Regions from separate parts of the Mus musculus genome. Here all the other regions are linked to region 2. Evidence: chromatin loops called from intact Hi-C (ENCODE). Cell type or tissue: left cerebral cortex. All regions are shown on one strand.

Region 1 (8,000 bases), 140 kb before region 2:
GGCAGACATTATCTTGGAGACGTGGGTAGGGTGGAGGAATGGGATGAAGAACTGTCATCAGAAGGCTGACTGAGGGGGGGGGCATAACAACTGGACTGTAAAAAAATGATGATGATTGATGATGACTGAAAAATAGAGAATGAGAGACCAGTACAGGAACAGGAAGACAAAAAGATACCAGGAAGATTAAAGCAACTTCGTTGTACAATAGTTTTGAAACAGAATAGAACATTTTAGAACATATCCTGAGGCAAAACAAAACAAAAGCAACAACAGCAACAAAAACAGAAAAAAAGGCAAAAGGTATCTGAGGAACATTCAAGACATTGTTGAAGTTCATCCAGTGAGTTCAGCATGCTAAGTTCACTGTAATTGCAGGAGACATGCCTCAGGTTGATTTAGACATTCTGCCACTCCTGTCTTCTGTTTATCTTCTATGTACACAGGATGTGGCCATGTAAAACATGGATGTGATAATAGGCTTGGGGCAGAGCCCGGCCATAGTTCTTTTCTTCTTGTGTTTTCTGGATTTGCTGTTGTTTCTAGATCAAGCACTTTTGGACATCGTTGGACTGATAAGGGTGTGATTCAAATTCAACAGAAACATTAGGGTGGGTGCTGAAATATTATTAAAAGTAGAGGGAAGGATGAGGTTCTGTCATTTCCAGGAAAATAGAGGTATTTGGATAAGCATACTAAGCAAACCAAGAGTCTAAAAATGACAAATATCCCATGTTTTCTCTTATTTATGAATAAATGTATATCTCCCCTCTCTCTTTCTCTTTCTCAATGTGTGTCTGTGTGTGTGTGTATGTGTGTGTGTGTGTGTGTGTGTGTGTGTGTGTGTATGTGTGTGTGTGTGTAATAAAGAGAAGAAGCTCAGAGGAATCCTGCATATGCATGCAAGCCTGCTTGTTAGTGTTGAGAAGGGGCAGAATAAGCATCAGGTGGGCTTAGCTTGCTGCAAGCAGGAGGGAAAGAGAGAAGAGGGAGAGGGGAGGGAGAGAGAGAGAGACAGAGACCAACATATAGATAGATAGATGATAGATAGATAGATAGATAGATAGATAGATAGATAGATAGTCAGAGAGAGAGAGAGACAGAGAGAGACAGAGACAGAGAAAGACAGAGACAGAGACAGAGACAGAGACACAGGTACAGATGACATGAAATGTAATAAACTATCTAGGAGAACAGAGAAGACCAATGAGAGGTTAAAAAAAAACCAGTGGAATGTGGGGTAGAATATTCTCAAAATATATTATACATTTGGGTGATAGTGACATTATGTAACCAATATAATAAAAATAAAATTTTCATTTAAAATATAAGACAAGAAGATAAAAGTATATTTTTGTGATAGGGATTCATCTGTCCTTTTCTCTTATAATCTTATCCAAACAACAGGGCACAAATCTTAATGACAATTTTTATATTTCTTTGATAACAGTTTTATAAAGTCTTCCTTTCCACAAAACCCAAACATTTGGCTCAGCAGGTAGGAACATGCACTGTCATTGCAGAGAACCTGAGTTTTGTTTCCAGCATCCACAGTATGTGGCTCATGGTCACCTGTAGTTTCAGGTCCTGGGATCCAATGCCTTTGCAAGGACTTGTACTTATGCATGTATTCCCATATCCAGGTACACATATATACAAATAATTAAAAATAAAATCAATCTTTAAGAAAAAAATTCCCCGAAATTTGCTTGTCATTAGAACCAGTGACATCAAACAATGGTTATGAGAAAAGAATCCTGGCTTCAGGTATTGAGTTTTATGGCTTTGCAAGCTGTGCCTAGGGGCGTAGGGTGCCCATAACCAGTACCATGGAGGCTCCACACAGGACATGGCTTGTTCTCACATGTTTTTTAGTGAAGTTCCCCAGTGCCGAATGGAGCACTTAAAAGATGGGTGCCTTGGTAACTGCTCAGCAGATATGTGTTACCCTGATTTCCTAAAGAGGGCACAAGTTGAACCCAACCCTTGCTCTTCCTGTTTCTCTGCATCAACTTCAGTCCCAAGAGCTGCAGGCTTGTAGACATATGCAGGAATTTTTTGTACTTCTCATTATGCATGATAAATATCATTGTGATGCATAGTTTCTGCACAACGTTGGTACCGTGGTTGCATCTTCTCTATTGTTGAGAGAGAAGTCCAGACCTCTCTTTGGAAGCTCTCTTTCATTAGAATATCTCAGAAGACCTGAAGAACTTACAAAACTTGCACCTTCTTTTAAATACTTATATTGAAGCATATAAATCTTAATGTTTTGATATAGCCTAATATGTCACAGCCTGGCCTCAAACTCATTAAGCACAATGACCGTAGACTTCTGATCTGCCTTCTTGATGTAGAATTTCAGGCATGTCCCATCATGCCTGGTTTTATGTAGCACTGCAGATCAAATCCAGAGTTTTCTGTGTACTAGGCATTCTGCCAACTGAGCTATGTCCCCAGGCCCTTAACCACCCCCCTTTTTAAATAAAAAAATCAAATTAGAAACTATAAAAGGAATAACCCTTATTAAATCAGGAAAATTTTATTTTGCAGCATGCACAGGAAGAACATACAAATTCAAAATGGAGTGATGAGATGTCTTCCTGAGTCTCACTGTATTTCCATTTGACTGTGCAAACAACCTGTGATTCTTCTGGGATGGCTGAGGCCTTGGTAAAGCTGAAGCCCAAGCCTATACTGAGACCTCCCGTCCTTGCCCTCCTCTCCTACTTCTCTCAATCTCAACATGAGTGAAGATTGTGATTCTCATGTCAAGAAGAGACTGTACTAATGCTGATATTGTCTTCACAGGGCAAGAAGCTGAAGAGACAATCAGCTCATGATTTAAGTTCATACTTTAAGTAACTCATCTGTTGAATGTTAATCTAATGATGAGAATACCCTGATACTTGCCACCTTGCTGTCTCTAGACTGACATTTTCTCCATCCTGTACTCTAATAAGGAAGACATATATCAAATGATATCTTAAAATCTCCTTTATCCCTGATATCTCATATTTGGAGCAAAAGTATGCCATGATCAGAGATTTTCCCAGTGGGACCTCCTGACTATCAGTGCTAAAGCTACATAGGAACTTACTAAGAACTCACAGTTAATTGAATCATAAAGTCTGGGCTAGGACCCAGCAATCTGTATGTTAACAAGTCCTCTGGGGAATACAGATGCATGCCCCAGTTGGCGAAGCTCTGGTGTGGATCAATGGGCAATACCCCTTTCCAAGGAACAGCTGAGTCAGTTAACCCCTGGGAACCTCAGTCTCTTTATGTGCACAAATTGAATAGTTATACTCTTTAAAATGATTATCATGAGTTTTAAATGCCACATGAACACCTAAGACACAGTAGGTGCTCAGTAAATGCTAGCCAAAATTAAAAGACCAGGAAGCTTAAAAAGTATAATACAAAAAAAGAAAAAAGGATGAGCCATAGACTTCATTTTTTCCTTATATAACATCTTTAGCATTATATAATGTGCAATTTGCATGCAAAACATCCCACCCCAGGGCATCATAGAAGCCTTGAAAAATCCAATATTATGCAGACTGCCAGAGCTGGCTGCTAAACCAGGCTTAGAAACTAATTTTCCCTCTTTAAGGAGGTGACATTTGCACATTCAACACAGCAGCAATAAATTTAGGCTTTCTTACCACCCCCTGCTGTACACGGGGTTATTCTTTTTATCAATAGTGGAGTTATTTTTCTTGCAGTATCTGGAGCTGTTTTCCAGCCTCTCTTGCTCCTTCCATCCGTACTGTAGTTATCAGCAAACAGCTCATTAGAAAAACAACAACAAAAACCTAAAACAATTTTAATGGAAGAAATGTGATTTGAGCATTTAATTAAACTCCAAAATTACACTTTCCACTAATAATTGGGAATGCACTCCATGTCAATTAAAAACGGATTAACAGCAAAGGCTTGAAAATTTGGACTTAAACGTAGCCTGCATTTTGAAGATGTTTTTATTCTCAGAGTATACCAAGGGAACTACTCAGAGGAAACAAAGAAATGCTTCTTCTTCCTTGGAATTTTCTCAAAATTTAGAAAGCTTTTTCTTCCTCGCAGGTGGGTTAGTGCCAACGTTGACAGCCTATCTGTCACGTTCATGGATGTACAGGTATGTAAGCCACTGTAAACAAGAAAGCAGATTCCTGGGTGCTGAAATGATGGATCATGGGGCTAAAATTCAAATAAGAGCTTGAGAGATGGCTCACTGATTAAAGCACTCATCGTACAATAAAGAAGACCCGAGGAGTCTCACGAATGACCTATGGGTTTGGTGGCATGTCTGTAATTCCAGTCTTAGAAGAAAGCTGGCTAGGATGACAAGCCATATTGATGAGCTCTGGGTTCGAGTGAGAGACCTGGTATCAAAAGAATGACATGGAAGAGCAATGGAGGAGGATTTCTGATGTCACCTCTAGCCTTTACATTCATCTGCAAGCATGTAAACAACCATTTACAGTGCACCCATGCACATTGCCAACTTGCATGTACAATACACAGAAGACTTAAAAATAAAAATAACGATAAACTAAAGTCTGGTGTTTCTGGACAGATGCTGAATTAAAACCTGGGTCAATTGAACACAGGGACCATTTGTTCTTAATTAAGCACTGAGAATTTTTGAAGCCCACAAAAGCCAAGATGAGAAAAAAATCCCACTTTTGGGAAGCCATCACTCAGCAAACACTTGCAGAAGAAGAAATCATCACCAGGCTTGGGTCTCCTATTTTGAGCAAGTGCTTTCTTAGGAGCTCTGCCTGGGGATGTGGTTGCATCCAGACCACGGTGGGTTTTTTTGCTGTTGGCGCTGTTGAACCTATTAAACTGAAGATGCAAACTCATGAATTTGAAGTGTCAATGTGCTCCCACTCTTGGCTCTGCTATGGCTCCTGGAGTGTGGCTGGCAATCCCGTTTCTGCTATTCTTGGCTTTACTGACTCTCTCCTACGTGAAATCTCTAGAGGAACCTAGTGTTCTAGCACATTGTAAATGAAGGCAAGAGAGCATTTAACAGCACCTAGGACTCAAATAACTTTGTCTTTTGTGTATAAGCAGAGCTTTGGGAGGGAGGATAAAAGACAGGAGAGAGCCAAGGTCTCTAGCTTATTCAGAATATCCTAGGGGAAAATCATCTGGTAAATGGCAATCATTTGAGAGAGACATAAAAATGTTATCTTTCTTCTCCATGGAAATCTCCATGGCTATGCCTCTTGGGCAACTGTGAGCTCTTCTCTAGTTTCTTTGTCTCTATCTCTGTCTTATGGACTTCACCTCTGATTGGCTGACTTTTCTCTTCTCTTCTCTTCTCTTCTCTTCTCGTCTCGTCTCGTCTCTTCTCTTCTCTTCTCTTCTCTTCTCTTCTCTTCTCTTCTCTTCTCTTCTCTTCTCTTCTCTTCTCTTCTCTTCTCTTCTCCTCTCCTCTCCTCTCTTCTCTTTTCTTTTCTTCTTTTCTTTTTGTATTTCTAGTTCTAGTTCTGTATGTCTGCCTCTGCCTCATCTCTCCCTGCCTGATTCTGTTTCTCTGCTTTTATTTTTCTCTCTCAGATTCTATGTGTTTCTTTTTTCCCCCTTCTTCTCAGGCTTAGGCAGTCTATGTCTCCATCTTTGTCATTTGATGACTCTATGGCTCTTATTGTCTCTTTCGTGCTGACTTTCTTCCTGTTCTCTGACTCCCTTACTTTCCTGCCCCTTCTCTCATTCTTCGGATTTTTATTTTACTTCTTTTAATTGCCATAAGATTCATAAGACTAGTTAGATAATTGTCATCTAGGTTCTAGGATACTGGGAAAAAAGGAATATTGTCCAAAAAGCAATTATGATCCAGGATGATGACATCCTGTGGGATCTCTAAACATGCCTGCCATCCTATCCCTCTTAGTACTTGACCACTCGATAGCTACGCACTTGCACCCCAGAATATGAGAAAAAAAGCTAAAAGAAGGTTCACAGCCTATCACATATGCTCCCCTTTTCTCTTCTATAAAGAAATTGAGAACCAGATAGGAAGAGGAAAGGAGCACAAAGATAACTTGCTTCAGAGTAAAGATTGATATTAGCAATTTTTAAGTTAAAGGTGAAAGTGCAAAGATGTATTTGATGTAGCATTTATCAAACTGTGTATTATTCAACAAATATTTAATAAAGCTTTCTCTCTGACCTACTATGGTTCCAGTTAGTATATGATGTCCACAATGCATACTCAGAGATTCACAACCTGTCTGATGAAGCTGTGTGTCTTTGTGTTGGGGAATGTGTATTGTTTGGTTTGGAAATGATTCCCAAAGTGCCATATGACAGAGGATAATGTCTCTACCTTGTCACTATCGAGAGGTAGTGGAATCTTTCTTAGACAGAATCTAGTGGGAGAAAGTTAGACCTCTGTGGCCAAGCTTTGAAGAGTAATGGGTCCCTGGTTCATAATTTTCCTCTGACTTTCACTCCTGGCCATCATAGTATGAGTAGTGCCTTGTAGTGGGCTCCAGATAATGATGTACTTTCTTACCACAGATCTAAAAGCAACAGGGCCAACGAGTCATGGGCTAAAACCTTTAAGTCTAGAAACCAAATTAACTCTTTGTCCTTCTTAAGATGCTTATATGAGATATTTTATAATAGTAATTTAAGAAAAGCTGATGAACATAGGGGTATAGAACTGATTTGTATATGATGGATATAAAATTGTCAGTTTACATGACCACGTTTCTTTGAATACATCAATGAGATTCTCAGCAATAAAGAGAGTTTGAAAAATAGTTGGCTACAGTAGTTTTAGGGCTTCAGTTAGAAGTTAAGAATTTTCTGACTTTCAATCTAGGCTTTAAGATATTCCATTTGAATATCATTTAGGACCACTTGGCACACCTTTGTGGAATCAGTTTCATAACAGATCTGGCCAGGGAGATAATGGAAAAGTGGGCTCTAAGAGGTACCATATTCTTAATGATTGCATATTCTAGAGATATATATGGGCCTATGTCTATTAAACCTTTCCTTTAGCTTATGGGAAAATGAGCCAGAGGAGTTCCTATGTAGAACTGTGTATCTGGGGACAAACAGTAAAGAACTCACCCTTCTTAACATCTTGGTGATGCTCTCTGCTCCTTTATCTGCTTAGTCAGTATGATGCTAGTTCACAAGAGTCAGTCTTTTTCCTGTGGGAGGGAATTTCTCCCACATGAGGGGAGACTGATCACTGTCTGGGCCAGCTTTGAAATGTGTGCATTTTCCATGGTGGGTGTGAGGCAATGCCATCATTCTGGGCAACTTTTGCAGCAGTGAGTGTGGAAAAAAGGTCTCAAGTATTAACAATTGTTTGTACACCTCCAAAGCTTGGCTCTATTTGTCAAGTTAAACAAGTACTATGTCTGTACTGTAAAAACTCTGCTAGTCTGACTCTTCCCAGGAGGGCATGGCAGAAGTAGACAAGTCGGTGGTGGAAAGATGGGAGAAGAAAAGCTGAATAGTTTGTGTGCTTTGAAGGGAGGTGGAGCAGGAGCTGCAAAGGTCATTGCTGTTCTTGCTCCTTGGGTAATGGTGAGTTGCACTGTTCATCAATAGAGCCAGGAACCAGTGCAACTAGTGGGCCTATGACTTCTTCTTTTAATAAAACTGACCATAGTGTGATTTGCTGACTCCAAGAGCTGCATCCTCACTCAGAAAGAAGAGCAGTACCTTTAGAGTAAAGACACAACTGTCATGTCCCACTGCATTTTCTTCTCACCCTTGACCTATCTGCTAATCTCGCTAGATGGTTGGTTCAAGCACAAGAATGGATGACTCTATTCAACTGCAGCTGTCCCCCAAAGGGTTGTGTGACAGAGGGTCTATAGCTTATCAAAATGTTGAATTGTTTAACTTTGGCCAGGGATTAATTTCCTTTAGAATATTTTGGTTGGACAAAAATTAAATCATCTTACGTCTCAAAAGAAGATGTCATTGTTGATGTGGTGTGGTCAGAGGTCTGCCCACTGCTA
Region 2 (8,000 bases):
ACAAAGAAGAGAAGCCATTGAAACCAAGAGGATTCCCCCAGAGAAAAAACAATCTGAAGTATTGTTTCATCTGGGAACTTGAAGTTCCTTCCATAAATCATGAAGTAGCAAGCCTTTGAGTTTCATATTATGTACCAGCAACCCAGGCCATTCCAATGTTTTAAACAGCATCCAATTTGGTAAGAGGTGAGGTGTGGTTGGTAGGACTTGATGGGTAGTTAGATATTGCAGCAGTGGGGTCCTTGTAAGATGATGCTACTATCACATATAGGCCTCACAGAGGTGAGTTTTGATTCAGATTTCTGACTTTTGAGAAGACCCTGCTCATCTCTCGGTCCCTCTACCTTCTGCTACTCGAGGCTGCAGAAGCAAGGTTCTTAAAAACCAGGTACTGACATTTTGACTTTAAATTTCTCAACCTTCTGAACTATGAAAATAAACAAATCTCCGTTCCTTATAGACTAAACTACCATATCTCAGGCAGTTTGTCATAGCATCAAAATAAATGCTAATTCTTTCTTTCTTGTTCATCCGGACAACCTATTGGTACAGTCCCTGGTGGGAAATGTGTTTACCTTTGAAGATGCTCCAGGCCTGTGTACTTTCTGCTGAGCTAAACTAACTGAACTTACATTCCCCATGAGAAGTCAGAACAGTTGTTCTGAACAAGATGAGCTCACTTGTAATTGGTGGAAATACAATGAAACAAAATGTGATTTATGAGTCACAGGAATATGCCATAAACACTGTTTTTATTCTCCCAAACATTATAAGACTTTTAGCTCTGATTTTTCTAAGTATTAGTTTATTGCAGATATTAATGGAGAAAGTGATTAACATTGAATTTCCTAAAATGCTTTGGTCCATGAAAAAAGACTTGTAGCACAATTTTGCTTATTTAATATATGTGGATGACTAAGTCCAGGGAAAAGTTCAAAGAAACCCTTGTCTACCTTTTCAGATTAAAGAGTTTAAAGAACCAGAGGAGTGACTGGTGCAAATTTTTAAACCTTCAATTAAACTTTTACCAGCTGTGATAGAGATGTGGATTCACAATGAAGAACACATAGTTCAACATGGCTGATTTACTGGAGGAAGCACAGGTATTCAGGAGGAAGCTGGAGTTGTATATTGAACAGGAGGTTAAGTTGAGACACTACTTAATTTTCATTGCTTATTACCCTATAGCCAATGAAGTCCCATGGCAATGAATTGTCTGTCAGTGCAGTAGAAATTAAAGCCTACTTTAAGAAACAATTCATGGAGCTGGTAGGCATGAATCATACCTTATATTTTTGTGTCTGCCTTAGATGCCACATTTTTTGCATTTGTTTCAGTCATTTAGCATCTGCCCATCCTGAATTAGAACATTTCCAAGACCTGACTGAAACAAATACACAGTGCAATGGCCAAGAAGAAGAGTTGCAAAGATGTCTAGCAATCTGTGACTCTGTGAACAAATTCTAGACTGTTGGATCTCTTGGACTCTTTGAGTTGAACTCCTTCCCACAAAATGACAGAAATAAGTGAAATGAATACAACTACTTTCCATGATACACATTTTGGGTCAAAATGGAGCTAGTTCTTCAGAGAATCTATGATATTCAGGCCCAGTCACCATTAGTCCATGACTACTATTCAGTTTTATCATCATGCTCTTCTAAGAATGAAGTTGATTGGATTTATCTAAAATGTTTTTGTATTATTGCTACCAAAAATATTTATTGAAGTGGGACTGATTGAAATGGAAACTTCACACCATAAGGGCCCATATTCCCAGGACAAAAGATCTGACAGTGAGGATATAATGATTATCTGTGGCAAAGCCCTATGATTTATTGAACTTCGAAGACATCTGACCATTGCTCCTATGGACACTAGTGAAGCTACTCTCTCCAGAGCATTCTGACTGACAACTCTTGGAAATCTTTGAGCACCCACATGATGTACTGAGTTATGTTCATTCTTTACATCACACTCTCTTCTGAGTGCTGCACTAAGACAAGGTAGATAAAAAAAGATTAGAAAAGCAGATCATACTGACTGGTCAACATAGGGAACAGAATGAGAAGAGAGGCAACACTCTAAACAGTTATTGACTAGGGTAAGCTATACTTATTGACAACTAAGACATGTGGGAAGTGAGAATTCCTCCCTTACAGCTACAAAGAAAGAAATAAAGGGGAAGGAAAGAAAAGAAAAGAAAAGAAAAGAAGAGGAGAGGAGAGGAGAGGAGAGGAGAGGAGAGGAGAGGAGGAAGAGAAAAGAAAAAGGAAGAGAAAAGAAAAGAAAAGAAAAGAAAAGAAAAGAAAAGAAGAAGAGGAGGAGGAGGAGGAAGAAGAAGAAGAAGAAGAAGAAGAAGAAGAAGAAGAAGAAGAAGAAGAAGAAGAAGAAGAAGAAGAAGAAGAAGAAGAAGAAGAAGAAGAACAACCACCCTAGGAACCAAGCAAGAGTGGAAGACAAATCAGAAACGACCTGACTACTCAGTTGACAAAGCGCTCACAAAGGCCAGGCCTCTTCACTGGCCTGCACTATCTCACCAGTTGCTTCCATTATCTGGTTAGTTTTATTTTCCTGTCCTTCTCTTCCTCAAACCAGTGACATTTAAAACTTCCAACAAAACCGGACAAGATAATAAAGTCTATCTATCATTTCTAGTTCTAGGATACATTATCTCAATATAGCTATAATTATTTGATAGCTCCAAGGTCGTCAGGCAGAAAGGAAGTCTGTGACCATCATTTGGAATCCATCCCATGTATATGACAATTGCTGAAGCTGTTTTATCTTTCCAGACAGTTAATATGGAGAAAATCACTAAGAACTTAGAATTACTTTAAAGAAATTACCAAATATTCATTGTCTAACTAACATGTAGAAATGTGTTTGACCTCAAAAAGAATAAAATGAAGTTCAATTATTTCGTGTATTTTTAAAATATATTCATGAGTACAAGATAAGAGCACAGATGGTAGTTAGGACTGTCTGATAAGATATCTAAGCAATGTACAAAGGCATGGAAAGGAACTGAAAAATAATTCCTGCTAGGAAAAATCTTGCCTGATGAAAGGTATATTTAAGTTAGTATACTGTAGTTTATGGAGTACTAAAAGGGCCTTGCTAGTTTCTTAACTGTAAACAGTTTCTGAACTGTGAAAGAAGAGTCAGATCAGATGATATCTTAGATACCATCCTGGATAAGGAAGTTGCCCTGGTTTGTTTTCTGTTGCTGTGATAAGCATCATTACAAAAAGAAAAAAGAAAAAAGAAGCAAAAAAGAAATTAACTGAAAATATGAAGAAATGTTTGACACATATCATTCTTCCACAAAATTCAATATTTGTGAAAATATTTTTTCCAAATTGTTAGAGGGGGAAGTAAAATTTTTACTCAAACAAGTAATAAAATTAGCTGCAGGTTGGTAATAAATGAAGCAGATTATAGTAGAACAGCACTTCAGGTTTTGCATCCAATTTTGTACTGAAAATATAGATGGTACTCATATAAATTAATTAACATTTCATAATGCTAATGAAAGTGGGTTTTCCTTTTTTTAAGCTGAGATTCAGCATTCTACTGCTGGAATTATTTACTACTTAAGTCCTACGGGTTTCCTAGAAAAGTGCCTATAATAACCTTAAGAGACCTCTAGAGGGCACTCCTCAAAACAGATCTAGGTCAAGTAGGGAGGAAGCAGCCAGCAGGAGGCAATTTTCTTTACAGATGTATAGAGATTGAAGATTTTTGTTTAGAGACACTTAATACCCAGCTTGCTTTTCCAAATGGCAAATTAACCTTAATAAATAATAAGACATGATTTGTAATATTCTAAATCTCTTGGGGCTTACATATCATCTCTGTAGTGCCAAATGCCACCAGCTCCTTCTAAATCCATTCAGCTTGGGTCCAGTACAAGACATGATGTTGAATCTAGAGGGAGCTGCGCAAGAATTGCACAATAGTTTGAGTCCCTCTAAATCACTTCTAGGGGGTGTTTATAAAATGTCAGCATGGAATGAAGCTGAAAACTAATAAAAGCATATTTGACATTTTATAGCTCATAACAGTTAGCACATATTTCCACGCACATTACCTTAATGAAACCTTAAAACAGGCACAAGTCTCATTTTATTGTCATTTACATTGATGGGATGACTGAGTCTAAGGACTAGAGGTAATGAAGCACATTCAGATTTAGTTCTCCGATTTCAGTCTCAATGACCTTTCCATCATATCATCCCTGCTTCTGATTACCCACGCAATCAAGTGAAAATCAGTAACCTTTCCATCGATGTTTCTCAGAGGATAAAGTCATGGGCTCTGAAGGAGGAAGAAGCAACGTGATCTTAGCTAATAAGTCATGGTCTTGGAAGCTAACCAGTGAATGGAAGAAGGGAGCTAGGTGGGAGTTGGCATAATCATTTCCCAAAGAGCTCCCCCACAGCATGCGAACTACACAGGTGCCAGGACACAGAGGTCACATTATACATACTGATTTTCATGGTTCATAAATCAAAATAAGACGAAACAATCTAAAAGCTGCGAAACTACTTACTTCTACTGTAGCTACTAGTTGTAATGGGTAAGAGGTGAGTCTCAAGACAAAGGAAGAAACCACAATGGAGGGACAGAAGAGGTAGTGTGGAAGATGAGGTCTGCTGGATAATGGGCTTGGCTCCAGTTGAACTGCTTTTACTTTAGTGATCTAGTTTATTCTACGCCCCCCTCCCCATTGGATCTTAAGGATTCAGTGCTCCGGATTAACACTGTCTACCACTAAAATAAAAAAGAAGAGATAGAAATTTTCATCAAACCATTAACTTTTGTTTTCTCTACTGATCCAGTGATACCTGACAGCTAATTTAGCTGGGAAAATAGAAACGTTAACTAAGGCATGCTTCCCTATTTGGAAATAAGGGTAGGTTAATTGGGCTGCTTATTAGTTTTGTTTTGTTTAAGAAACAAAACTACTAATGTGTGTGCGTATGTGCGTCTGTGTACATGAAGAAATTATTAAAAGGCATTAATGTGCACTTATGTAGGCTAACTCAGAAGAGCTATTGATGTGGCCGTGTTGAATCCAAAGATAGAAGAGAACTGACTGCATCCGTACAAAGACAATCCGACATAGGGCAGGAAATTTTCTTTCTCTACCTTCTATTCCATTCAATGCTGCAATTCAGTGATGTCCTCCAGCAGTAAGGATGGCAGTCTATTTTAATCTGTGTATTCAAATGTTGATCTTCTTCTGAAATAGTACCACAGATATTTAATCAAATACCCAGGTGATTTGTGTGTACTCAAACTGGCACAGGAAAATAACCATTGTGTATTGTTTCTGTTTCTGCAAAATTCCTATGGGTAGTAAAGAATTAAGCAACAAAATCGACAGAAAGCCAGAGGAGGCAGGAAGAATCCCTGAATGCAGATGTTATCACCTTGGAGATCTTGAGATGCCAATGGCCTCGACCTTGTTCAGAGAACAAGGCTTATGGGAAAGACTGTTTGAGGTGTTTGTTTCTATCTCTTTCTCACTACATGTTTTGAAAATGTGTGCCTCCGTTTTTGTTAATAACATTGAGATAATATAGTACCTGTTTGTGGGTTACTATGTACTTGAAAAGAGTTAGATCCCTTATGATTTATTAAAAATTAGAATCCTCAACACATTTTATTATTTTTATGGAAGAATGTCTTTGAGGTTAAGGCATTCTGTGAAGCATAAGAAACTGTATCAATATAAGATTGCACAGAATCTTGTAATTTTAGGGCAAGAGTACCTCTTCGGGATGGCTTGAAAAAAAATATGAGCTTCTGGGCATATTTTAGTGTAAAAACTGCAAGTGAAAATCCTACCCATATTCTTTATTTATCTCTGTAAGTTTCCATTCCTAAGGGAGAAGAAATTTTTTCTTTTAAATTCACCTACCCTCAAGGTCCATTATTTAGCACACTCTCTAAGTCTACAGTGTTCCAGGCACTAACATACATTTAGCTCGAGTTCTTGCCCCGAGTAAGGGTGTTTGAGTAGCAGGCAGGGGGTTATTACATTTCCTGGCTTTTATACTGCTTTTCACGAAGAAATGGGAAGTAGAAAGCCAGACAAAGTAAAAAGTCATCAAGAATGGCTGCCAAGTTGAGAATGGATTTCCTTAGCCCTGCATCTGTGTGTGAAACCATAGGGTTTTAACATGCATTTTTCTTTTGGATGGGATGATGTGAAAGTGATATATTGCTATGTTCCCCACCCCACCCCACCCCCCGTCGCCACCCCCTTGTATTGCACTTGACAGAGGGATTTGGGGGAAGAAAATTCAGATTACTGTGCTCCGCTGATCAACTGAGCAAAGTTCCTACCTTCTCCCAGATACCCGGTGTTAATCAGGAATAACCTGATTCCTGATCCTCTTGTATTGGCTTGAGAGTCCCCAAGTAGTCAGAGCACATTTTGTAAAGGCTCTTCAAACTGTCTTCCTGGATCCTCCTGTGGTCTCTAAGTGGCTGTCCCCAGGGGTTCTGTGTGGGATGGGGGAACTCTTCTGTTCATTGTTGTCTTTTACTTTTTTCCAGGCTTGCACCAGGCATGGCACATTGGCAAATCCCTAGCAAATGTTTGTCAATGAACCTGGGAGGTATTCATTATCAACTTAGCAGTATATGGCTTGGCAATTTCTGGAGTCAGACATGCTACTGTTGAGTCATGAGGTCTTGCTTGGATTGGCAATTTCTATTCCAGTAAAGTTACTTTTTACTTCAATGCTCTGAGAAAGTTCTGATTAGAATGAATAAATGACTGATTTTTAAAAATTTAAAGACCATTGGAAATGTAGACTACAAACTGCCACTTAGTTAACCATTGATAATAATTATAGACTATTACATTCTAGCTAATATTTTATACACCTTTTATAATAGGAAATCTAAGTAATTTAAGATCTTACTCCAATATGTAAAGAATCAACATTGTCATACAAACCTGTAATCTCAGTGATTAAAGAAGTAAAGGGCAAGGATTATAAGTTCAAGGTTGTCTTCGGGTCAAGGCTAACCTGGAATACATGAGATCCAGTCTCAAAAAAAGAGTTCAGCTAATGCCATGATGGTTAATATCTTTTAAGTATAGTATTACAACTATTCTGATAAAAATAAGGTAAAATAAGTAAAGCTTTCAGTTTTGATTCAGTGGTAGAAAACTGAAGTATCACTTCATTAGATACATACAAATTATGTAGCTTATCAGGTTGTTTTAATACTGACTCTACATAAACCACCAGAGTTACCTTGATAAAGAACTGTGAAACATCAATTGTCTTTTTTCCCCATTAAAAAAAAATGTGCCAATGATAATATCTATCTCAGAGGTCTTTTTCTGATGAGAACTATGCCATCCATAATAAATGCTGTCCCTTGCTGCAGATATCTGTGACTACTCAGTAAATTGCAATGACTATTAATTACTACCTCAATAACAAAACTACCCTTGTTACCTCCTGCTCAGTGTCTGAGGTGCTGCAGACAGCAAAACATCAGAAGGCTGATGTCATTCCCAGGACTTACATAGATACTTGTCAGTGTAGACTTGTGGTGGTTTGAATAAAATGGCCCAATAGACTCTTAAGGAGTGGCACTATTAGAGGTGTGGCCTTGATGGAGTAGGTGTGGCCTTATTGGAGGAAGTGTATTACAGAGTGTGGGGTCTGAGATTTCAGAAGCTCAAGGCAGGCCCTGGGTCATTCTCTCTCCCTGATGCCTGTGGAGCCATATGCAGAATGTTCAGCTCCTCTTCAGCACTGTGACTTCCAGTGTGCTGCCACACTTTCCTGACAATGGACACTAAATCTCTGAACTCTAATCCAATCCCAGTTAAACACTTTATAAGAGTTACTGAGGTCACAGCATCTTTTCACAGCAATAAAACCATAACTAAGAGAAGGCTTGATCTACATGCACATTCATATGTAAATTTATTTATATGGCTGTATATCTATATATCTATATGT
Region 3 (8,000 bases), 970 kb after region 2:
ATGACAACTGGGGCGATGGGCTGCAGCCAATCAGGAAGTAATACGTCCTAGGCGGAGGATAATTCTCCTTAAAAGGGACGGGGTTTTGCCATTCTTTTTCTCTCTCTTGTTCTTGCTTTTTCTCTCTCTTGTTCTTGCTTTTTCTCTCTCTTGCTCTTTCTCTTGCTTTCTTTTTCTCTTTCTTGCTTTCTTGTTCTTGTTCTTTTTCTCGCTCTTGCACTCTTGCTCCTAAAGATGTAAGCAATAAAGTTTTGCCGCAGAAGATTCTGGTTTGCTGTGTTCTTCCTGGCCGGTCGCGAACGCGTGTAAGAAACTATTAAATTCTTCCTGCCTCTGTCATTTCCATTTAATAGATAATAGATAAGAAGTGAGTTTTAGGAAATAATGGGCATTCTGCTTATCAGTGCTCCCTTCTTTGGGGTAGGACACATGACCAAATTTTTACCCATAGGAAGTAAGAGGAAGTGTTGGTTCACATGTCGCCCACTCTTTTACTATTTTATTTTATTTTATTTTATTTTATTTTTGTGTGTGGTGTATGCATGTACCTTGAGGATAGAGTGTTCTCCTTCATTTCTCTCTATCCTTTTCTCTGTGTATTTTGAGACATGGGCCTTCACTAAGCCTAACACTCACAGTTGACTCTCCAAGCCGGTTAGAGATCTCTGAGAATCTGTCTCTCACCCCTCCAGGACTGCAGTGACACATTCATGCCGCCATCCTTAGGTTTGATGTAGTTGCTTGGGATCCAAATCCGGATGCTTGTTCTTACACGGCACCCATTATTCTGACAGACCCATGGATTTCCAACTTTCTAGCAGATGTTTAAACATGGATGGGCCTTATCTACTGACTTTTCCTTTATTGTTTGACTAGTTTTAGAGGACCCACTAGAGGACGTCCAGAGAAGATCCCTCAATTTTCAATACTCTTCCCTGGCTGCCACTGGCTTACAGTGGACCACAATGTGAAGCTTATGCCACTGAGCTTTGGGGTTATTTATTATAGCAATTAGCTGGAGCAAGATCTCTGTCAATCTTTGCAGAACATTTATCACTAAACTATGTCCTCAGTAAAACCCACAGTGCCAGTGGCACAGGCTGCTCAGGTGATTAGACGTTAGAAAGATGGCTCCCCACAGGATCCCCAGAGGAGGTACATTTTGAAGGAGAGGCAAGCCTTGAATGTTGCCCTCAACCCTAAGGCAAAGGCTTCTCGGGGAACAGCATCCTTGCTCTAGAGATGGCTCTAGAGACAGAGATGCCATATTCCATCTTAGGCCTTCTTTTACCCAAGTGAGGGGCCGTAAGTTTTAGCTTTTCTGTCTTTAAAATATGAGAAAAAAAAAGGTTCCCTGCAAAGCTTTTCTATTTAGTTAAAGGCTACATATTAAGAATTCACACTGAGCCTTCAATAAATATGATTCTCACTCTTGTCCTTGTTGTTACTATGAGAAAGAAACCAAGTCTTTCACTGGCTGAAGCACGATTAGATTTTCTTCCCACTAATTACAAGCATTTTTCTACATTATTGGATGGCAGCATAGGCATATTTATCTCAGTTTATTTTTTCCCAGAATATAGTTAAAATTTGGATCTAAATTTTGCCACAGAAACTGTACCTATTTGGGGTTTTACCTAACACAGTCTTCTTATTTTGATTTACAGATTGTTTCATTACTAAAGAAGAGATTAAGTAATGGCCCTGACCATAGGTGCAGTTTTTCTTGTGCATTTTTATGCAGACTGATATTTAGATCTCTGAAACATTACAGTTATAAGGACTTTGGAAGCCATCAACTCCAAACTATGTGTACTGCTCTCTCTCTCTCCCTCTCTCTCTCCATCCACCCATTTCTTTCTCTCATTTCTCTCTCCCCTACCCCTCCTTCTTGCCCTCCCTTTCTATCTCAAAAGAGAAAGACACACAGACATACATACAATAGAGCCACACACACAAATACACACACATATATGTATATATACACACACACAGTGGTATACACAGGCATACTACATAACACAGAGACTCACATGGACACACAGACACACACGGGGGTGGGGTAAAGCACAGGTGTGGTGCAAGTACTGGTGCAGTGCAAAATATGTGGTTCACTACTGTATTAATCATTCCATGTGTGGGGAATGAAATGTTTTGGAAAGCTGGGTTTTCTAAGTAAATGATCAGTGATCTCTCTCTCTCTCTCTCTCTCTCTCTCTCTCTCTCTCTCTCTCTGTGTGTGTGTGTGTGTGTGTGTGTGTGTGTGTGTGTATGTGTGTGTGTGTGTGTGTGTGTTCCCTAAAATGCACTAGTTCTCTATGGTCTCATCAGGACAGTCCAGTGAGCATAACTGAGTGTCTCTCTCCAGCAGTGAAAGAAACAGAAACATAAAGGTTCATTTAGTCCAACTTTTCATTTTTCAGATGAAAAAGCAGGTTTCCGTATCATCGTACAATGATATTCTCCACCATTTCCTTAGCAATACAGGCTAGACACGTGTCAAACCACCTTAGATGGATCATAAGTTCTACAGACAGAACTAAGCCTGACTACCTTTCTCTCTGGGCTTGTAGCTTAAGTTGCCTTCCCAGCCCCTTGGCGGGTGGAGTTCACCACATGACTGAATTCTAACCAGTGGACTGTGAAGTAAGATGCTAATGCTACACTTTATCTTCCAGGCTCTTTCTCCGAACCAGTTGTCTGGAGGTGAACCCAGAAGTCATCAGCCAAGATTCAGAAAGCACCCGATGAACAGAGCTTGGGTTTGGAAATCAGTGCATGGAAGACAGGCACCAGCTGATTCTCGTTTTGGAACATCAGCAAGACAGAAGCACCTCCCATGCTTTGTTGATGGTATAGGTAGAGATTTGTTTGCTAAAGCTCTCAGCACATCCTTAGCCAATGCATTCCTTAATAATGATAAGGTTATGATATGCAAGGCATTGTGCTAAAAGATAAGATATTAGGTCGGCTTGTGGAACACACCCATAATCCCAGCACTCTAAGAGGAGAAACGGAAGGATTGCAAATTTGAGGTCAATTCCGGCTACATAGCAAATTCCAGGTCGTTCTGGGTGACCTGATTAGACCCAGTCAAGAACAACAACTCAAAAGATATGATCTCATTCCTCAAAGAGTTGAGACGGGAGGAAATGATCTGATGAGCTTTCAGTCTTGCTCCATTCGAGCCTTGCTCAGGGGACATTTGTAGAGAGCCTTTGTTCCCATAGAAATGTATATGGAAATATCAAGGTTGATGTTGGATGGTTTGACAGAGAAACCACACTGGGGAAATGGAGCGCTTTGAAATCAGGTCACCTAGAAAAAAAAATTCTACAAAGTCAAAGCTGAAATGAAGCTAGCAGTTTTTAGGCCCTTCTCACAGTCTGACTTACTGAATTCTCTTCCCACCTTAAAAAAAAAAAACAACTAAGAAAAGCACTTCTTTCTGTATATATCTCTTTAAAGTTTGTTTGAGTATCTTACTATTTTTTGTAGTGCACACATAGATCTCAAGTTTTAAGTGGCCTTTTTATAACTGCAGCTGGAAGAGAGAGAGAGAAAAAAAGCCACCAGCAGCTCGGTGTGTTAGTGCCAAATCTGGTTCTTTTAAATGCCATGGCTCTCATCCAGCAGGAGACACCACTGTACAGTGGAGCTAAGCAGGAAAAAGATGGAGAAAATGCCTAATTATTAGCTTGTGTTAAAGATAAACCTGTTTCAAGTAGATCCTTCTTGATTCAGAAGAAAGGCTTCCCATTGTTCCCTAAGTCATGTTCATCTCCCTGCCGTGCCTTCGACCGAATGTGCTCACGGTTTTAAAGGTCAGCCGCCAACAACCCATATTACGCTTAAGCACATCTGAAGGGAGTTGAGTTAGCATGCCCTTTGCATATTTTTGCCAAAAGTAACCCGTATGATTGAAATCCCTCTTTTCCAATTTTATGGAGTACAAAACACACATGGTTAAGAAATTACACCAAGTGCCACCAGTGTAAACAACAGAAAAAGAAAATGGAATAAGAAAAGCTTATTCTGCCTGTATCATGCTGCCATCAAGATGCATGGAATTGACATTCACCTGCCGATGTCCTTAAGTATTCAGAACTTTCCCTAGTGCTATCATTTTTAAGACACTTGGCACAGTGGTGAGCATGCAGTTTCTCATTTAGAATCTGCATCTCAGCCCACACCAAATCATCTTGTACCTGTTCAGGTTCTTTGCTCTGTGTGAGATTGTATTTCCTGATTTAAAAAAAATAAAAATAAAGTGTGCATGTTGATTCTCAACCCATCACCTGGGTGCATATGAATGAACTTGAGAAAGACCAGTATGTACATCCATCTGCCAGGCATACTTAATTAGAGCTACTAGAGCCTACACCATGAAGCTCCAAAGAGAATCGTTTGAAACAGGTACGTTAGGAAGAGCACAGTCATGGTTTTCACAAAGGAAGAGTGAAACATTGTGTTTTGAAATATCCATGCTGTTTATAAATCCATAGCATGCATTAATGGGCAGGTCTTAATCTCTTCAAACATCATGTTTAAAATGATCTCAATTCCTGCTTTATCCTTGTTTCTTCCAGTGTCTACGGGTGAGACTGAATTTGTTGTGTTGAGTGCTAATGCATAGATAGGGTATTCTCGCTTATACTATTTCATTACACCTCTAGTATAGTATCATGCACTCTGCCGTTACAGGGCAGCTGAGGTGCTGCAGGTCAAAGCAAGTCCATTCAGAACCTCAAACAAGTGAGAGAATCTGTGGAGTTTGGCCAGGTTTAAAAAGTGAGCAAGGGGACTCATAGGGAATGACACTATTAGGAAGTGTGGCCTTGTTTGAGCAGGTGTGACCTTGTTGGAGGAAGTGTGTTACTGTGGGGGTCGGCTTTGAGGTCTCCTATGCCTAAGCTCTACACAGTGAAGAATTGGATCCTCCTCTTGGCTGTCTTCAGGAGACAGTTCCTCCTTGCTGCCAGCAGATCAAGATGTAGAACTCTCAGCTCCTTCTCCAGCATCATTTCTGCTTGCATGCTGCCATGCTTCCTTCCATGAGCATAATGGACTGAACCGCTGAAACTGTAAGCCAGCCCCAATTAAATGCTTTCCTTTCTAAGAGTTGCTTTAATCATGTTTTTCCTTCACAGTAATGAAAGCCTAAGACACCTACATATTAAGGAACAGATGGGTGACACAAAATCAAAAAAAAAAAGTGAGCAAGGAAATAGATGTAGACCAGAAGGGATGACACGACAGGAGCTACTAGACATGTTGAAGCAAGCTTCCCTCATTCCTCTGTGTTTTGGATGGAGCCCTCCAGGAGTGGTGCCCCTGTGCTTTATATTCATCGGGTTGGCCACCACGTGGCCTCTTTCCAGAGAGTCAGACCACACTTGCTAAACCCCTGTTGTGGTTTGGCACATAAGGCTTCCAGACTCTCTATAAGAAAACATGCATAGGTATAAATACTGGCTGTACCCCTTTTCTCTTTCACTTTATATGATATAGGTATTTCTTAAGTGACTAAAAACAAACTGGTGTTTAGGACATATATTTGGTGTATTTTGAGGGTAGCAGATGTATTTGCAACATCATGATAAATTTGTAAGGGAGAACTGAAAGCAACGTCCTTCAAGGGAGAAATTAGAGAGCCAGGTCAACAATCCATGACAGTCCTGGCTGGAGGCTGGGACTCAAGGCCAGTGACATCATTAAGGTCGTTTCAGATCCTATTATTCTGCTTCTCTAATGATAAACTCAGACACTTTCCAGAGTCCTCCACCTGTGTTTCCTTTCCCCTGACAACTGGTAGAGAAGACGAAGCTTGGATGACCAAGTGTACTCCCAGGCGAACCTCAAGGTTAAATGAAATTTCACACGGGAGATATGAGATATCAAACAATGTGTGATCTGTCCTTCTGTCCGTAATATGAAAGATGATTCCATGAGGGTCAAAGCTGCCCTCTACATTCCCAAACTCATAACATCATCATTAATAAGAGATGTCTTTCTTTCTTTCTTAACTCAGAGGCATTTCCCAAATAATCAAAGCTGGAACTGGTAGTTATACAGTGTGTGAGCTAAAAGGAAGAGAAAAAAGAGGGTGGGGCTTAGAGATAGACATACCTACCCAGTGAGAAATTCATTCTACTACACCTTCTTATAGGAAAATTGGGTTTTTGGGCAGAGTAAGTTAAAAGTGTTACCTCTGTTTATGTGGATAATACCCTACAAAAATAAATAAAGTCCTCAGTTACAAAAAGCTGCAAAACTTTACTTAATGGAGAGTCTTTCTTTTTTTCTTTTTTTATTAGATATTTTCTTTATTTACGTTTCAAATGCTATCCCGAAAGTTCTCTATATCCTTCCCCCACCCTGCTCCCTTACCCACTCACTCCCACTTTTTTTTTTTTTTTTTTTTTTTGCTTTACATTTATTTATTTGTATGTAGTGATGTGGAAGACAGAAGAACGGTTCTCTCTTCCCACCATGTGAGTCCTAGATGTAACTCAGGTTGTTGAGGTTCCACTCCCACTTCTTGGCCCTGGCGTCCCCTTGTACTGGGGAATATAAAGTTTACAAGACCAATGGGTCTCTCTTTCCATTGATGGCCAACTAGGCCATCTTCTGATACATATGCAGCTAGAGACATGAGTTCCGGGAGGGGGGGTACTTGTTAGTTCATATTGTTGTTCCACCTCTAGGGTTGCAGACCCCTTCAGCTCCTTGGGTGCTTTCTTTAGCTCCTCCATTGGGGGCCCTGTGTTCCATCCTATAGATGACTGTGAGCATCCACTTCTGTGTTTTCCAGGCACTGGCATAGCCTCACACGAGAGTCTTTCAAGCGTTTTTGTGCACAGAAACTTTTCTCTCCCACATAGCTGCAGCCCAGGGTTAGGTCACATAAACATTGAAAAATAGTGCTTTCAAGTTCAGTAAAGTGTGTGTGTGTGTGTGTGTGTGTGAGAGAGAGAGAGAGAGAGAGACAGACAGACAGACAGACAGACAGACAGACAGACTGACACAGAGACACAGACACAGAGACAGAGAGAGACTGACCTACATTTTGTCAGGGACAAAGACCTACCAGCATACCAGCATTTGTATCACGTTTAAAAGGTTATTTTGCAACGTCCTTCACGGGGATCATTTAAAAATAAAACTGTGTGCACAGAGACTTGCCTGGAAAGAAAGTTACCGATGTCAGCAACTGACTTTGGAATGAATTACAAACAAGCTGAATTGATGGTTAAATAGGTAAAAGGTGGACGGAGCTTCAGATAAGGAAACAGACATTGGGAGATGGGAATGGCAGACTCTGTAGAGTAAGTGCGCTGGATCTTTGCTGTGATGTTTTTAGGAAAAATGTAATGTTTTGAATATTTTTTAATAAGCATTGGAAAGGGAGTCTATGTACTCCATCAGCGCTGACAGGAATTAGGCTTGGGAAGAGGTGGAGCGGCCTGTAGTTCCTACCTGCTGATCTTGTGCCAAGTGCTTTCATGAGTATTCTGTTTTCAGCCAGCACGCATGGAAGCTTGGGGATTATGAGTTAACCCTAGGACTTCCTTAAGTTATATCTCGGCAATATTCCTTCTCGATAAACCCCATTCTTATACTATGTGTAGACTGAGCTAATGAGGGTGGCCTTCTGCACACCCCATTCTTTTCACAGGGAAGTGTGGCCAACACTCACTTAGAACTCGTCCCTCTTGTTCTGCCCTCACCCCCTCCCCACCCCTGCCAACATCTCAGTCAGATTTCTGTTTCTGTGATGAAATTTGGGTGAGAATCAACTTTCAAGGAAGAAAGCTTTATTTTGACCCATGACTTTTGGAGGTTGAAGTCCAAGGTCACGTTGGTACGTCATGTATACATGCAGACACTGTAACTCTGAGAGTTCTACTCACCCCAGGCAAGAGGAAACCACACAGGGAGGAAGAGATCAACATGCCAAGGTCCCCTTGAAGGCAAGCCTCAACTAAGCCAACCCAACT

The links. Peaks named below come from ENCODE experiments on the same cell type or tissue, not always from the same donor. Only the 100,000 strongest peaks of a DNase experiment are listed, where the experiment ranks them.
Region 1: a loop joins it to region 2, with 2.3 times the contacts of the local background. A loop is called at or near these places in 2 of 42 quality-filtered maps.
Region 3: it touches region 2 in a loop (4-fold over the local background); 7 of 42 quality-filtered maps call a loop at or near these places.

The regions. Positions count from the first base shown.
Region 1 is chr5:42,267,299-42,275,298 of GRCm38, forward strand. No RefSeq gene overlaps it. Among named protein-coding and RNA genes, the nearest start is that of Gm16223, 200 kb to the left of the region's middle. In left cerebral cortex, no CTCF peak of the experiment used is centred here; DNase peaks (open chromatin) are centred at 3,213, 3,575, 3,992 and 4,905; H3K27ac peaks cover 3,958 bases.
Region 2 is chr5:42,408,829-42,416,828 of GRCm38, forward strand. No RefSeq gene overlaps it. Among named protein-coding and RNA genes, the nearest start is that of Gm40295, 110 kb to the right of the region's middle. In left cerebral cortex, a CTCF peak has its summit at 3,650 (motif pointing right); DNase peaks (open chromatin) are centred at 1,350 and 3,663.
Region 3 is chr5:43,376,312-43,384,311 of GRCm38, forward strand. Gm43699 (a long non-coding RNA gene) reads left to right here. Exons shown (of 2, transcript XR_003955908.1): 2 at 2,679-4,283. Among named protein-coding and RNA genes, the nearest start is that of Gm43699, 26 kb to the left of the region's middle. In left cerebral cortex, no CTCF peak of the experiment used is centred here; DNase peaks (open chromatin) are centred at 3,307 and 3,579.